Regions from separate parts of the Homo sapiens genome. Here region 1 is linked to region 2. Evidence: read pairs that join two places in POLR2A ChIA-PET (ENCODE). Cell type or tissue: IMR-90. All regions are shown on one strand. Links, peaks and the distances in the headings refer to the core of each region. The heading gives the core; the rest is flanking DNA.

Evidence for each region. Peaks named below come from ENCODE experiments on the same cell type or tissue, not always from the same donor. Only the 100,000 strongest peaks of a DNase experiment are listed, where the experiment ranks them.
Region 1: POLR2A ChIA-PET joins it to region 2 with 27 read pairs; 4 of 35 experiments call an interaction of 5 or more read pairs at or near these places.

What each region holds. Positions count from the first base shown.
Region 1 is chr10:91,641,327-91,649,808 of GRCh38, reverse strand. No RefSeq gene overlaps it. Among named protein-coding and RNA genes, the nearest start is that of PPP1R3C, 12 kb to the right of the region's middle. In IMR-90, for the core only: a CTCF peak has its summit at 5,905; a DNase peak (open chromatin) is centred at 6,928; H3K27ac peaks cover 151 bases.
Region 2 is chr10:91,416,643-91,425,124 of GRCh38, reverse strand. The region is part of intron 1 of HECTD2 (HECT domain E3 ubiquitin protein ligase 2); the gene reads right to left. All of the region lies in intron 3 of HECTD2-AS1 (HECTD2 antisense RNA 1), which reads left to right. Among named protein-coding and RNA genes, the nearest start is that of HECTD2, 11 kb to the right of the region's middle. In IMR-90, for the core only: no CTCF peak of the experiment used is centred there; a DNase peak (open chromatin) is centred at 4,064; H3K4me3 peaks cover 198 bases.

The DNA of each region.
Region 1 (8,482 bases), core at 382-8,381, 220 kb before region 2:
TTTATAATCCTTTGGGTATATACCCAGTAATGGGATTGCTGGGTCAAATGGTATTTCTAGTTCTAGATCCTTGAGGAATCGCAACACTGTCTTCCACAATGTTTGAACTAATTCACACTCCCACCAACAGTGTAAAAGCGTTCCTATTTCTCCACATCCTCTCCAGCATCTATTGTTTCCTGACTTTTTAATGATTGCCATTCTAACTGGTGTGAGATGGTATCTCATTGTGGTTTTGATTTGCATTTCTCTAATGACCAGTGATAATGAGCTTTTTTTCATATGTTTGTCAGCTGCATAAATGTCTTCTAAGTGTCTGTTCATATCTTTCACCCACTTTTTGATGGGTTTGTTTGTTTTTTTCTTGTACATTTGTTTAAGTTCCCTGTAGGTTCTGGATATTAGCCCTTTGTCAGATGGATAGATCGCAAAATTTTTCTCCCATTCTGTAGGTTGCCTGTTCACTCTGATGGTAGTTTCTTTTGCTCTGCAGAAGCTCTTTAGTTTAATTAGATCCCATTTGTCAATTTTGGCTTTTGTTGCCATTGCTTTTGGTGTTTTAGTCATGAAGTCTTTGCCCATGCCTATGTCCTGAATGGTATTGCCTAGATTTTCTTCTAAGGTTTTAGGTCTTATGTTTAAATATTTAATCCATCTTTAGTTGATTTTTGTATAAGATGTAAGGAAGGGGTCCAGTTTTAGTTTTTTGCATATGGCCAGCCAGTTTTCCTGACACCATTTATTAAATAGGGAATCCTTTCCCCATTGCTTGCTTTTGTCAGGTTTGTCAAGTCTCAGATGGCTGTAGATGTGTGGAGTTATTTCTGAGGCCTCTGTTCTGTTCCATTGGTCTATATATCTGTTTTGGTACCAGTACCAAGCTGTTTTGGTTACTGTAGCCTTGTAGTATAGTTTGAAGTCAGGTAGCATGATGCCTCCAGCTTTGTTCTTTTTGCTTAGATTGTCTTGGCTATACAGGCTCTTTTTGGTTCCACATGAAATGTAAAGTAGTTTTTTCTAATTCTTTGAAGAAAGTCAATGGTAGTTTGATGGGGATAGCATTGAATCTATAAATTACTTTGGGCAGTATGGCCATTTTCACAATATTGATTCTTCCTATCCATGAGGATGGAATGTTTTTCCCTTTGCGTCCTCTCTTCTTTCCTTGAGAAGTGATTTGTAGTTCTCCTTGAAGAGGTCCTTCACATCCTTTGTAAGTTGTATTGCTAGGTGTTTTATTCTCTTTGTAGCAGTTGTGAATGGGAGTTCACTCATGATTTGGCTGTTTGTCTATTTTTGGTGTATAGGAATGCTTGTGATTTTTGCACATTGATTTTGTATCCTGAGACTTTGCTGAAGTTGCATATCAGCTTAAGGAGATTCTGGGCTGAGATGATGGGGTTTTCCAAATATATAATCATGTCATCTGCAAACAGAGACAATTTGACTTCCTCTCTTCCTATTTAAATGCCCGTTCTTTCTCTTGCCTGACTGCCCTGGCCAAAATTTCCAATAATATGTTGAATAGGAGTAGTGAGAGAGGGCATCCTTGTCTTGTATCAGTTTTAAAAGGGAATGCTTCCAGCTTTTGCCCATTCAGCATGATATTAGCTGTGGCTTTGTCATAAATAGCTCTTATTAAGAGAAACATTCCATCAACACCTAGTTTATTGAGAGTTTTTAGCATGAGTGGGGTGTTGAATTTTATCGAAGGCCTTTTCGATATGTATTGAGAAAATTGTGTGGTTTTTGTCATCGGTTCTTTTTAAGTGATGGCTTACGTTCATTGACTTGTGTAAGTTGAACTAGCCCTGCATTCCAGGGATGAAGCCAACTTGATTGTGGTGGATAAGCTTTTTGATGTGCTGCTGGATTCTGTTTGCCAGTATTTTATTGAGGATTTTCACATCGATGTTCCTCAGGGATTATTGGACTGAAATTTTCTTTTTTTTGTTGTGTCTCTGCCAGGTTTTGGTATTAGGATGATGTTGGCCTCATAAAAAGAGTAAGGGAGGAGTCCCTCTTTTTCTATTGCTTGGAAGAGTTTCAGAAGGCATGGTACTAGCACCTCTTTGTACCTTTGGTAGAATTTGGCTGTGAATCTATCTGGTCCTGGGATTTTTTGGGTTGGTAGACTATTAAGTACTGCCTCAATTTCAGAACTTGTTATTGGTTTATTCAGAGGTACGACTTCTTCCTGGTTTAGTATTGGGAGGGTGTATGTGTCCAGAAATTTGTCCATTTCTTCTAGATTTTCTAGTTTATTTGCATAGAGGTGTTTATAGTAGTCTCTGATGGTAGTTTGTATTTCTGGGGGATCGGTGGTGATATCCCCTTTATCATTTTTTATCATGTCCATTTGATTATTCTCTCTTTTCTTCTTTATTAGTCTGGCTAGCAGTCTATTTTGTTAATCTTTTCAAAAAAAGCATTTCCAGGATTCATTGATTTTTTGAAGGGTTTTTCGTGTCTTTATCTCCTTCAGTTCTGCTCTGATCTTAGTTATTTCTTGTCTTCTGCTAGCTTTTGAATTTGCTTGCTCTTGCTTCTCTAGTTCATTTAATTGTGATGTTAGGGCGTTGATTTTAGAACTTTCCTGCTTTCTCTTGTGCGCATTTAGTGCTATAAATTTCCCTCTAAACACCACTGCTTTAGCTGTGCCTGAGATTCTGGTACGTTGTGTCTTTGTTCTCACTGGTTTCAAAGAACTTATTTATTTCTGCCTTAATTTCATTATTTACCCAGTAGTCATTCAGGAGCAGGTTGTTCAATTTCCATGTAGTTTTGTGGTTTTGAGTGAGTTTCTTAATCCTGGGTTCTAATTTGATTGCACCGTGGTCTATGAGACTGTTATGATTTCCATTCTTTTGCATTTGCTGAGGAGTGTTTTACTTCCAATTATGTGGTCCATTTTAGAGTAAGTGCAGTGTGGTGCTGAGAAAAATGTATATTCTGTTGATTTGGGGTGGAGAGTTCTGTAGATGTCTATTAGGTCCACTTGGTCCTGAGATGAGTTCAAGTCCTGAATATCCTTATTAATTTTCTGTCTCATTGATCTGTCTAATATTGACAGTGGGGTGTTAAAGTCTCCCACTATTATTGTGCAGGAGTCTAAGTCTCTTTGTAGGTCTCTAAGAACTTGCTTTATGAATCTGGGTGCTCCTGTATTGGGTGCATATATATTTAAATAGTTAGCTCTTCTTGTTGCACTGATCCCTTTAGCATTATGTAATGCTCTTCTTTGTCTTTTATGATCTTTGTTGGTTGGTTTAAAGTCTGTTTTATTAGAGACTAGGATTGCAATCCCTGGTTTTTTTTTTTGCTTTCCATTTGCTGGGTAAATCTTCCTGCATCCCTTTATTTTGAGCCTATGCATGTCTTTGCATGAGAGATGGGTCTCCTGAATACAGCACACTGATGGTGTGCTTTATTCAATTTGCCAGTCTCTGTCTTTTAATTGTGGCATTTAGCCCGTTCACATTTAAGATTAATATTGTTATGTGTGACTTTGATCCTGTCATGATGATGCTAGCTGGTTATTTTGCCCATTAGTTGATGCAGTTTCTTTATAGTATCAATCGTCTTTACATTTTGGTATGTTTTTGCAGTGGCTGGTACTGGTTTTTCCTTTCCATATTTAGTTTTTCCTTCAGGAGCTCTTGTAAGGCAGGCCTGGTGGTGATAAAATCCCTCAGCATTTGCTTTCTTGTCTGTAAAGGGTTTTATTTCTCCTTTGCTTGTGAAGCTTAGTTTGGCTGGATATGAAATTCTGGGTTGAAAATTCTTTTTTTTTTTTAATATTGAATGTTGGCCCACACTCTTTTCTGACTTATAGGTTTCTGCAGAGATATCCACTGTTAGTCTGATGGGCTTCCCCTTGTGGGTAACCCGACCTTTCTCTCTAGCTGCCCTTAATATTTTTTCCTTCATTTCAACCTTGGTGAATCTGATGATTATGTGTCTTGGGGTTGCTCTTCTCAAGGAGTATCTTTGTGGTGTTCTCTGTATTTCCTGAATTTGAATGTTGGCCTGTCTTGCTAGGTTGGGGAAGTTTTCCTGGATAATAACCTGAAGAGTGTTTTCCAACTTGGTTCCATTCTCCTTGTCACTTTCAGGTATACCAATAAAATGTAGGCTCAGTCTTTTCACATAGTCCCATATTTCTTGGAGGCTTTGTTCATTCCTTTTCATTCTTTTTTCTCTAATCTTGTCTTCACGCTTTATTTCATTAAGTTGATCTTCAATCTCTGATATCCTTTCTTCCACTTGGCCAATTTGGCTATTGATAATTGTGTATGCTTCACGAAGTTCTCATGCTGTGTTTTTCAGCTCCATCATTTATGTTTTTCTCTAAACTGGTTATTCTAATTAGTAGTTCCTGTAACCTTTTATCAAGGTTCTTAGCTTCCTTGCATTGGGTTAGAACACGCTCCTTTAGCTCGGAGGAGTTTGTTATTACCCACTTTCTGAAGTCTACTTCTGTCAATTCATCAAACTCATTCTCCATCCAGTTTTGTTCTCTTGCTGGTGAGGAGGTGTGATCCATTGGAGGAGAAGAGGTGTTCTGATTTTTGGAATTTTCAGCCCTTTTGCACTGGTTTTTCCTTATTTTCGTGAATTTGTCTACCTTTGTCTTTGATTTTGGTGATTATCAGATGGGGTTTTTGTGTGGACATTCTTTTTGTTGATGTTGATGCTATTCTTTTCTGTTTGTTAGTTTTCCTTCTAACGGTCAAGCCCTTCTGCTGCAGGTCTGCTCGAGTTTGCTGGAGGTCCACTCCAGACCCTATTTGACTGGGTGTCAGCAGTGGAGGCTGCAGAACAGCAAAGATTGCTGCCTGTTCCTTCTTCTGGAAGCTTCGTCCCAGAGAGGCATCTGCCAGATGCCAGCCAGAGCTCTCCTCTATGAGTTGTCTGTCGACTCCTCTGGGAGGTGTCTCCCAGTCAGGAGGCATGGGGGTCAGGGACCCACTTGAGGAGGCAGTCTGTCCCTTAGCAGAGCTCAAGCACTGTGCTGGGAGATTTGATGCTCTCTTCAGAGCCAGCATGGAGGAACATTTAAGTCTGCTGAAGCTGCACCCACAGCCGCCCCTTCCCCCAGGTGCTCTGTCCCAGGGAGATGGGGGTTTTATCTATAAGCCCCTGACTGGGGCTGCTGGCTTTCTTTCAGAGATGCCCTGACCAGAGAGAAGGAATCTAGAGAGGCAGTCTGGCTACAGTGGCTTTGCAGCACTGTGGTGGGCTCCACCCAGTTTGAACTTCCCAGTAGCTTTGTTTACACTGTGAGGGGAAAACCTCCTACTCAAGCCTTAGTAATGACAGACACCCCTCCCCGCACCAAGCTTGAGCATCCCAGGTCGACTTCAGACTGCTGTGCTGGCAGCAAGAATCTCAAGCCAGTGGATCTTAGCTTGCTGGGCTCCATGGGGTGGGGAGAGGGGTGGGGAGGGGATCCGCTGAGCTAGACCACTTGGCTCCCTGGCTTCAGCCCCCTTTCCAGGGGAGTGAGTGGTTCTGTCTTGCTGGCATTCCAGGTGCCACTGGGCTATGAAAAAAAAAAACTCCTGCAGCTAAGTTGGTGTCTGCCCAAACGGTCACCCAGCTTTGTGCTTCAAACCCAGGGTCCTGTTGGTGTAGGCACCCGAGGGAATCTCCTGGTCTGTGGGTTGTGAAGACAGCGGGAAAAGTGTAGTATCTGGGCCAGATAGCTTTGTCCCTCACAGCACAGTCCCTCAAGGCTTCCCTTGGCTATGGGAGGGAGTTCCCTGACCCCTTGCACTTCCCGGGTGAGGCAGCGCCCCACCCTGCTTCTGCTTGCCCTCCATGGGCTGCACCCACTGTCTAACCAGTCCCAGTGAGATGAGCCAGGTACCTCAGCTGGAAATCCAGAAATCACCTGCCTCCTTGTGGTGGCTGCAGGTCTCGCTGGTAGCTGCAGATTGGAGCTGTTCCTATTCGGCCAGTTTGCCTGGGAATCAAGAAGTATTTTTGAGTGTCTACGATTTTCTAGGCATTGATAAGGGTAAGGGATACAGAGATGGATGATATTTGGTGCCTGTCCTCAGTGGGGCATAGTCTCATAGGGGAGATTGTTGCATAAACAAGTAAAAACACGGAGTGCTACAAAAGCTATTCTAGCTGTCTAAGCAAATTCATCTCTGGAGTACAGATAAAAGAGCAGGGCATTCTCTCTCTGTCTTAGGGTTGGGGGAAGTTTAACATTGGACATTTGAGCCAGACCTTGAAGGATGGATATGGTTTGGCCAGGTGAAGGACTTCCAGGGAGATGGAACAGTGGAAACAAACAGGAGAACATAGCACATTAAGGGAGGGACTTAGGTGACCCATGTACTTTCCACAATTAGAAGTGTACATTAGCCAGTGGAATTTTCCAGGAAATTTTAATGTCAGTGGTGATCTTCCACAAGCAATAACATGAGAGGCAGAAAGCAAGGAGACATTGGAAAACAGGGGAGGAAGAGGTATTTGAAGGCCCACAAGGAAAAGGGGAAGTGGGAAAATAGCCAGAAGTAGCAAAGAAGACTCAAAGGATGACAAATGGGTTTATATATTAAAAGAATTCCTGATGAGTTATCCCTTAAAAAAACCCAAGTCTCCATCAGTCCTGGTCCTGGTGTTTGACTTATGATCTGAAAACAAATCTGTCATGTCCTAGGACAACTTGTGCTTTTGCTGAGGTTCCTGAGTCTGGGGCATTGGGTGGTTTGGTTGGCACTGCTCTGTGGTACTTTTGAAATAACATTTCCCCCGACTGCCAACTTAATAGTACACTCTCCTTATTTAGAGTTTTTGTCAATACTCCTCTTTAGACTGTTTCTGAAAGCATCTTTTGACAGTTCATGGTCTTGTCACCTGCTGATTCACCACATTCATTTCACATCACATCATTTCACATCGTTTCAACATCATCTTCTCAATTTCTGTGCAGGATTCTGAAACCAGCAAGTATTTTTCATAACTAATATATACAATTTACCTAACAGGCATGTGTTGTTTGTGCTGGGTATTGTGCCCAGTGTTGGAGAAACACAGATGAATAAGACATTGCCCTTACCCTCAGGGAGCTTACAGTCGAATGGAGGAGATAAACACAAATCAGATTTTTATAAAAGTAGATGGTAAATGAAATGATAAAAATAGTCACAAGGTCTTATGGAAAAGACAGAGGAAAGTCCCTGAGTTGGTGGAGGGAGGGCATGAAAGCCATCTGGGCAGGTGACATCTGAGCTGAGCCTCAAAGAAGGACTGGGCATTAGTCAAGCAAAGGCGAATGGAGAGAGGATGCTCCAGGTGGGATGGGCACCTTGTGAGTACAAGTAGGGATAGGGAATGACAAATGAAAATGAAGTCGGTGAGACAGGCAGAGATTCTGGAGGACTATGAATGTCAGCAGTTTGTTTCAGTTGTTTATTTTTAGTAGATTGAGATTATGGGCAGCCATAGTAAGATTCTGTGGTCAGAACTACATTTTAGACACTTTGTTGGTTGTGAGAAACATGCACCTGAGTGACACAAGATAGACTGGGAAAAGCTGGTTCGAAGGCTATTACAATTCAAGTGAGGGATGATGAGTGACAAGGGAGTGGAGAAGGAGACATCGATTTTCGGAAGTAGTAAGAAGGTCAAAGCAGGTAGGACTTGGTGATTGATTAAATATGGAGGTGAAGAAGACAGAAGTGTCCAACAAGATGTTCATGCTTAGATCCTACTTTAATATCTATGAATGAAGCAGCTAACTACTCAGATAAGGTATACACATGAGGTTAGGTCCTGGCTTGGAAGCCTGACCCAATTACTTAATAATTGTGAACCTTCTATAGTCATTCAGCCTTATCAGGTCTCAGTTTCCCCTTTTGTAAGATGAAATCAGAGGAGTGGCTTCACAGAGTTTTAATGAAGATTAAATAAAGGCTATGAAGGCAATTGTAAAGTTGAAAGAGGTAATCACGTGTAAATGTTATTGCTCATGTGTTGCCACTGTGATTTTGACCAATTGGATCTTGCATTTCTGTTTGTAGTTTGCGAAATAATAACTTCTTCCAGTATCAACTATGAAGAAGACTAAATTTTGTAAATAGCATTAAAACTTTGAATTTGGGGGTGGGACAGAGTAGAAGCAAGATAAGATAAAGTGATACCTAATCATCTTTTGCCCTGTTTTAAGCAATAGTCCTCTGTTCTTCTTCATCTTCTTTTTTTTTTTTTTTTGATATGAAGTCCCGCTCTTGTCCCCCAGGCTGGAGTGTGATGGCATGATCACGGCTCACTGCAACCTCCACCTTCTGGGTTCAAGCAATTCTCCTGTCTTAGCCTCCTGAGTAGCTGGGATTACAGGCACCTGCCACCATGCCCAGCTAATTTTTGTGTTTTTAGTAGAGACGGGGTTTCACCATGTTGGCCGTGCTGGTCTCGAACTCCTGACCTCAGGTGATCCACCCGCCTCCGACTTCCAAAGTGCTGG
Region 2 (8,482 bases), core at 87-8,086:
ACTGTCTCACATATAAAACAGCCTTATTATCTATCCAATTACAAATTGAGAAGTTTGGAAATGGGAATAACAACAGTACCTATCTTATAGATTTACTGTAAGATTTAACAGAGATAATGCACATAATTAGCATTGTTCCTTGCACATTATACACCCTCCATTAATGTTAACTACAATTTTAACTGTGTATTTAAATAATACTATTTTTGTGACCTCCATAAATATTATTTTTAATAAATAGGATGCATGTGATACCTTACAGGCTGATTCACTGAAGGCTATCCTCTCATTTGATGCAACTTTACAAGTTCAGGTAAAAAGATAACCCTTTAGAGTTTATGTTTTTCTAAGCACTGTGATTGGGCATACCAGAATTTTTTTTTAGAAGTAGTGCTAAGCACTTGGGATCCTTAGGCACAGGTAATAGCAATCTTCTAAAACATGGAATCTATCCATTATCACATCTTTCACAAAATAACAACTCTATAAAATTCATAGTACTTATTTAATTAATCAGTATTTTGTAATTATACAAAAAATCTTCACACATACTTTGAAGCGCAAGATTAAACTATAGAGCTGCCTCAGGGCTTATTCTCAGCTCTCTGGGATCTTTTTATACTATGTTCCAATTTCCAGATGCTTAAGAGAATACAGTAGTTAACTTCTTTTAACATCCACTTTTAAATTCTAAAGGTAACGTCTTCACTTTCACAGTAGAGGAAGAGTTTCTTTTTCATCTCCTCCTTCTTAATTCACCAGACTGATTGCCATTTACCTTTTCAGAATTCACTCATATAATATAGCAGAAGCATTTATGCTCACTAAATTCCCCATTCTCTTGCAGTTAGGTAGAGCCATCTGATTCATTCTAACAGGCCACAAGTGGAAAAGACGTCTGTCATTTCTGAGTCAGAAAGTACCAATGCATTTAAGACTGGGGCAAAACTCTAGCTCTTCTCTCTTTTCCTCGACTGTGGCAACCATCCAGGCTGAGTTGACATGTTAGAGCATCTGTTAGCTTGGGTTCTTGAGTGACTATGTGAAACAGAGCCAATCCTGACCAATGTTAGACTATATCATTAGCAATAATAAACCTTAATAGTTTTCAAACACTGAAACTTGGGGCTAATTTGTAACTGCAGAATAGCCTATCATAACTTGTTTCTGAAGCTTTTTCCAGTGTTCACCATTTCTATAAAACCAATCATTCTTATTTATTCTTCTAATTTATTTACATTGTTCCACTAAAATTATAATCATTCTAATGTTGGCCCTTCATGCTGGACTAGAAGTTCATCACAGAGCTTGTCATACAGTGAATCTTGTGCATAGGTGCTACACTTTAAATTTACTTTTTAAAGAAATTAATATAAAAGAGCCCAAAGAGAATAAATTTCAGACACTATACACATAGAATTAAGAAGTCTCTAGAATTAATAGACTTTTAGAAATTAGTTAACTCCTTCATTTCACAGAAAGGAAAGTGGAACTGTCTGAGACTCACCTAAAGTGACCTAACAAGCAATGGAGATGTAATGGACACTACATGGGAACCTGAGGGACACTTCCATGAGTAAAGTAAAAACACATATGCATTTTTTTGGTGTGACATTTTTGCCTGTTCATAGATTTTATTGTAATTTGTTTTTGCTTGGTCCTTGATTCTTGGCCAGATTTCAGCTCAGTAATGTCTGGGTTAATATTTCTGTGTTAGGAAACAAGTCATTTGTTGAGTACTTGTTATACACCTACTACTACAGTACCTACTTTAATACATTATAACATTCCTATATGTATTTACACCCCATTTTATAGATGGGGAAATTGAATTTCCATGCCCATGTTCACAGAGCTGATAAATGGGAAGCCAGGATTCAAACTCCAGTTTGAATGACCATGAAATCTGTATTCTTAACACTTATATTACAGTCTCCCACTATAGCAGCTGTCACTAATTAAGGGCTTAACATGTGACAGTACGTGTGTTGAACACATCAGCCTATTTTCACAACAACCCTTTGTGGCTGATGTAATCTCTACTTTTATAGATGTATGTTGAGTTAAATTTAATCGCTTTAGGAGCAATTCACCTAACCAGAGAATATTACATAAGCAGAACAACTAAGTGTACTTTAGGGAAACTTCTCATGTCCTAAACCATCTAGGAAAGACTAACATTTTCTTTTCTTCCCCCTTCCTTCACCTCTTCTTAATAAAAGAAGTCTCAAAGAATATTGCTTAGTTCACTTGTGGGATCTCCAAACAATAAAAATTAAGAATTCAATTAACAGTTATTCAACAACTATCAGTTCTAATGTCTAGTGGATTTACAGTCTCAAAGATAAGAGAGAAAATTGAAAAGAGAGGTAAGACAGTGATACACAATACCTTTCCATAAAATAGTCAGTAAATTATGTAATTTGCATAATATTGGTAAATTAAAGCAGTTTGTTCAGGTACACAAAACTAGTGTGTTGATTAGGAAAATGAAATATAAACAGGTTACATATTTGAAAAAGTAAATCATTCCTTATTATATGTATTAGGATGCTTAAATAAGAATTTTATTAATGACTGGGGCTAAGTTTGCTTACTTGTATATTTTGTTGTCAGAAAATCTTAATAATAGTGCGAACAAATGCCAAATTGGACACACAAATTTGACAGTTATAAGAAAGTAACCAATTTGTAAAATAAGGTTAGCCGTGCTTGTATAATAAATGGTCCCTCAGCAACAGACCTTTGTTAACTTAGCTGTAAACATCTACAATAATTTAACACATAGAAGGCATTTTTTCATTGACAACTGTCATGAATGTTATCTAAGACTAAGCAACAGTAGTATTTAGGGAGCAGTGTAGTTGGAATATAGAATCAGAAAGGGAGAATGGTCCAGCAAGATATGACTGGGAAGGTAGGTAGTGGCCATATTATGAGGCCTTCAGGCTACAGAGTATAGATTCTATCCTGAACAGAGATAGAGAAAAATCATTGAGGACTTCTAAGCAAGATATGACATGATCATATCTGTATTTTAGAAAAAAATCACTATGGTAGCAGTCTAGGGAATAGAATAAAGGGCAGAAATACTGGAAGCTAAACCAGGCCTACTGGAAGAAATGAAATTTGAATAGAGATAGTAATAATAGGGAATGAAGAGGAATGACAGCCTGGGCCAAGAAATGACCAAATTGTTAACAGCGATTTCAGGTGTAAGTCTGAAGCATAATGAAAATGAACAAACCCTCCCATAAATTATAAAGTAAGTGAAATAAACAATGTAAAATGCTTTCTTCAAATTTCAGAAGAATAGGCATATTTTGACACCTCACTGTATAGAAGAGGGCATCTTTGAAGAAAATTCTAGACTGGGTTTTATCAACATGATTTGTGAGTAACTACTAAAGGAACCAATGCTCACTAGGCAAAAGTATGCTTCGCATGATGAAATAATGAATTTTTATAACAGGGTTATTGTAATATATCAACAGAAAACCTATAACGAGCTTGTCCAACCCACAGCCCCCAGGGTGCATGCAGCCCAGGATGGCTTTGAATGCGGCCCAACACAAATTCATAAACTTTCTTAAAACATTATAAATTTTTTTTGTGATTTTTTCTTTTTAGCTCATCAGCCATAGTTTGTGTTAGTGTATTTTATGTGTGACACAAGACAATTCTTCCAATGTGGCCCAGGGAAGCCAAAAGATTGGACACAACTGATAATATAAGGACAGAACTGTGGGAAATATTGGCATGTATGATGTGAGCTGGCAAAGGAGATTAAGAATGAATGACCAAAGAAATCCAGAAGAAAGTGATGTGTTAAAAATATGGGAGGATAAAGTTTCAAGAAAAAAAAAAGGTCAATAATGTTAAATAATGAAGAGTGGTTAGGTCTAAAATGTGCCTAACGGAAATGGGCAACTATGAATCTTGAGGACAGCTGAGGTAACAGATTTAGGGTAATGGTGGTGGCACGGACTATACAAAATAAATTGACAAATGAATGGGAAGTTAGAAAATGAAAGCAATGAGCAAGGATGACTCAGAAGCTTTACTGAAGGGGAAAAAAGCCTGAGGGGGGGAAGAATGCAAAGGTTTGAGGGAAGATCTACTATGCACATTACCATGGCTGCCATCTAATGTTCCCTTATATTTAAATTGCCCCACTCATGGTCCCCATAGCATTGCTGTTATTCTTTGTGCAGGAATGGCTGTGGACTAGAGCTGAGGTAGGCACTCAACTAAGGGGCAACCCATCTGCAATTAGGGTAGCCATGTATTAGCTGGCTTGGCATGATGGACATTGATGCTTCCTAGTATGTCAATCAGAAGTCTTTCCAGATTTTAGACAGGGGAATATAGAAAAGACTGACTAGCTAAAAGAGAATAGCAGAGGCACAAAAAACAGCCAGTCTCTGTTCCTTTGCTTTCTGCTTCCAATCTATGTGCCTCATTCCAATAAATTCTCTTTTGCCAAAAGGAGGCATAGTAGACTGATTTTCTTTTTTTCTTTTTTTTTTTTTCTTTTGAGATATAGTCTTGCTCTGTCGCCCAGGCTGGAGTGCAGTGGCACGATCTCGGCTCACTGCAACCTCTGCCTCCTGGTTCTACTGATTCTCCTGCCTCAGCCTCCTGAGTAGCTGGGATTATAGGCACATGCCACCATGCCCAGCTTTTTTTTTTTTTGTATTCTTAGTAGAGATGGGGTTTCACCATGTTGATCAGGCTGGTCTTGAATTCCTGACCTCATGATCTACCTGCCTCGGCCTCCCAAAGTGCTGGGATTACAAATGTGAGCCACTGCACCCAGCCTGATTTTCTTTTTTTTTTTTTTTGTAATCATAAAAGCTTAAACAACATAGAAAAAAATTCCTTGGTCTAATAAGTCTCTTGTTTGTAAAATAATTGTGCTCTTGACACGTTATACTTGAGATGACATGAAATTAATCAGACATTTTCACACATTGATAGAATAATAAAAGTCAATCCTCAAAACACTGGTTGCCCCACATCAGCTCATACAAGAGAAATCTTACAACCTAAGACTTTCATGAGAAAAAAAACGGGCATCATTTTGTGCAATGGCAAAATGATTAATATTAGAGAATCAAATCAAGAAGTTACTGGGTATTTAATACGACACCAAACTCCAGACTAAATTAAACGTTAAAGAACATTACTTTACAAACCTTCTGAAATTTGGACCACAGCTATTACTGAGTTTTGTATACGTTATCTATGAGTCCTACAGGAGAACACTAAAGATGATGGCCTGGAATGTGGCCAGCCTACAAACAGTGGGCTGGGGGTGTTGAGGAATAGTAGTGGGATACTCAACCAGCTGTTCCAGATTGAAGATAAGTACAAATAGAGAACACAGGGAAAAACACTAAGAATTCTTTGAGGGAAAGAAATACTCAAAATATTTCAACCTTTAAATAATAGATATGTATTTATTTCAACCTAATAAATAATAGACCTGACTCTCTAGGCAGAGGCTGACCATACATTTATTAAACTCGAATTCAATAAACGTTGCAAACAGCAGAAAAACGTAGTAATTACAATAACTAACCAAAAATCTTATTTCACAAGTACCTAATGTGGGCTTCAATGGTCTTTTTGATGATATAATCACATAGATTATATGTAAGATTATAATATAAAATAATCTCAAGATATTTAAACAGACAAACACTTAGAGTACCTGTTCTGCTATTAACATATAGTTAAATATTTTCAACCTTATTTTAAATTTTATTTGAATACATGAGTTCCTACTTTCAACCTCTATTGAGGAACAGACTGAATCTTAAATTTCCAATTTCTTCGTCATATTTTTCTACCAATGCCAATAAGAATAACAACCATGGTTTTCCATCATCGCTTCTGAATTGACTAACAAGTGGTACTATATTCAAAATTCTGGTAAAATTTACTTTGATCATCCTCTATACTCCAAAAGTTGCCTTACAAGATCAACATTTTTCTTCACATTCTAACCCAATCCTTGAAAAAAGGAGTAAGTGCTGGCTGTTCCATCACGAAATGCTTTAAAAGCCGTATCTCACTATCTTAGAGTTTCTGAATTAAAATATTTTAAATTGAACGTCTATGTCTATAAAATTCACCCTTTAGTCTCAATGAGTCCAAGAATCTGTGATGCATATAAAAACTACTTTTTCAAAAGAATGAGTAGCTTCCTGAGATACTGAGCAAAGGTTATTATGACAAAAGACTGATAAATAAACATATATTTATAGGTTTCAAGTTAAAATAGAAAACATTTAAGATACCCTACTTTACCAATTTTTAATAAACTGACCTAAACTACCAATCAGAGCCATCCTGGAGCCAACGATATAATTTACAGTCTACAAAGAGACTATTTTAGGCCTTGATCCTGGGTAAAGATATTTTGTTTCTCTTTTTGTATGGTTTTTTTTCACAGTTCCCTATTAGGATGGTGGGTTACAAAATCATGAAATGCTGACTTTGTTCTACATCCTTCTACTAAGATATGAAAAGTCAGCTACTTTCAAGGTACAAACTTCCCTCCCAACCTAAATAGCACCAGCCCAAGTGGAATTGGTTTAAGTTATATAAATCATATCTTTAAATGGAGACTAGGAAATAAGGATGTGGATTCTGAAACAAAATTTTGTCACAAAAAAAAATCAACGCAATTGATCATATAGATGACTGAAAATTAGCCCTACAAACATTAGTCCTGAAGCTCAGAAATTTCAGTTCATTTATCACTAGGAAGGCAAGGTGGCATTAGAGATTTTATTCATTTATTTTATAATATAGGAAAAGATAAAAATACATGAATACATTATGGTTATACAGTAAAATACTACTTTTAAAATATGCAATTTGATCCAGTCAAAATTCTCAATCAATTAAGAGTCTTGTTCTTTTTTTTTAACAAAAACATCTAGAACAAAACCAAGTTAATTTGAAATACATTAAGCAGACTCAAATTTCAGACTGACTTTTTCAATTCAGCTGAATTGGTAAAATCTCAATAATTTCTATTTTTAAAAGGCACATTCATTGGCGATCATTAAAAAGTCAGGAAACAACAGGTGCTGGAGAGGATGTGGAGAAATAGGAACACTTTTACACTGTTGGTGGGACTGTAAACTAGTTCAACCATTGTGGAAGTCAGTGTGGTGATTCCTCAGGGATCTAGAACTAGAAATGCCATTTGACCCAGCCATCCCATTACTGGGTATATACCCAAAGGATTATAAAACATGCTGCTATAAAGACACATGCACACGTATGTTTATTGCGGCACTATTCACAATAGCAAAGACTTGGAACCAACCCAAATGTCCAACAATGATAGACTGGATTAAGAAAATGTGGCACATATACACCATGGAATACTATGCAGCCATAAAAAATGATGAGTTCATGTCCTTTGTAGGGACATGGATGAAGCTGGAAACCATCATTCTCAGCAAACTATCACAAGGACAAAAAACCAAACACCGCATGTTCTCACTCGTAGGTGGGAACTGAACAATGAGAACACATGGACACAGGAAAGGGAACATCACACACCCGGGCCTGTTGTGGGGGGGCGGGGAGGGATAGCATTAGGAGGTATACCTAATATTAAATGATGAGTTAAAGGGTGCAGCACACCAACATGGCACATGTATACATATGTAACAGAACTGCACGTTGTGCACATGTACCCTAAAACTTAAAGTGTAATAAAAAAAAAGAAAAAAGTAAATGAATAAATGCAGTCTCTAAAGCAAAAAAAAAGGGCACATTCATTTCATTATTTCAAAAAATGTTTTTTGATGGCTCACTAGAATGTCACACAGATATCCTCCAAGTTACAAATATCAACTTAAGAGTAAGTAGTTATTCATATAGCTCACCAGTATAACATTTTACCACTCAAGAAGGGATTCTTCACTCAGAGTTAACTACAAAACTATAAAAAAAGGAGAAAAAATAGGGAAATCAAAGCTTCTCAGAGCTTTCTCATCTCCACCTACTTCCTCATTCATCTTCTGTTGATCTTTCTCTACTCTTCTTCAACTTTAACTAAAAATAGTTAATTTCCAAACACTATGCCAAAAGAAGTTGCTACTCTGGCAATAGTATCTGTACACCTTTTGAAGGCTCTTTCTTTTCCCTTTCAAAAGAAATTAATATGAACTGAGACATATACCAGCCCCAAAGAGTTCAGAGAGTGCATGACATCCCTTAATTCTGGGGAGTGGTGGGGTGGTGGGAAGGATAATAACTCGGAGGTGAGGGGGACGGTGGAGGTTTATAAAGGCAAAGGCAATACATACAGGGCCTGAGGCTTGATATAGAAGGCTGTTAAGGAAAGTACCAAATCCACAGGACAGGAGTAGAGGAGAAAGGGCTGGCTGGCTTACAAACAGCTTTTCAGCTACAGATGTTGCTTTATAAACACAATCATGTGTCACTTAACAAT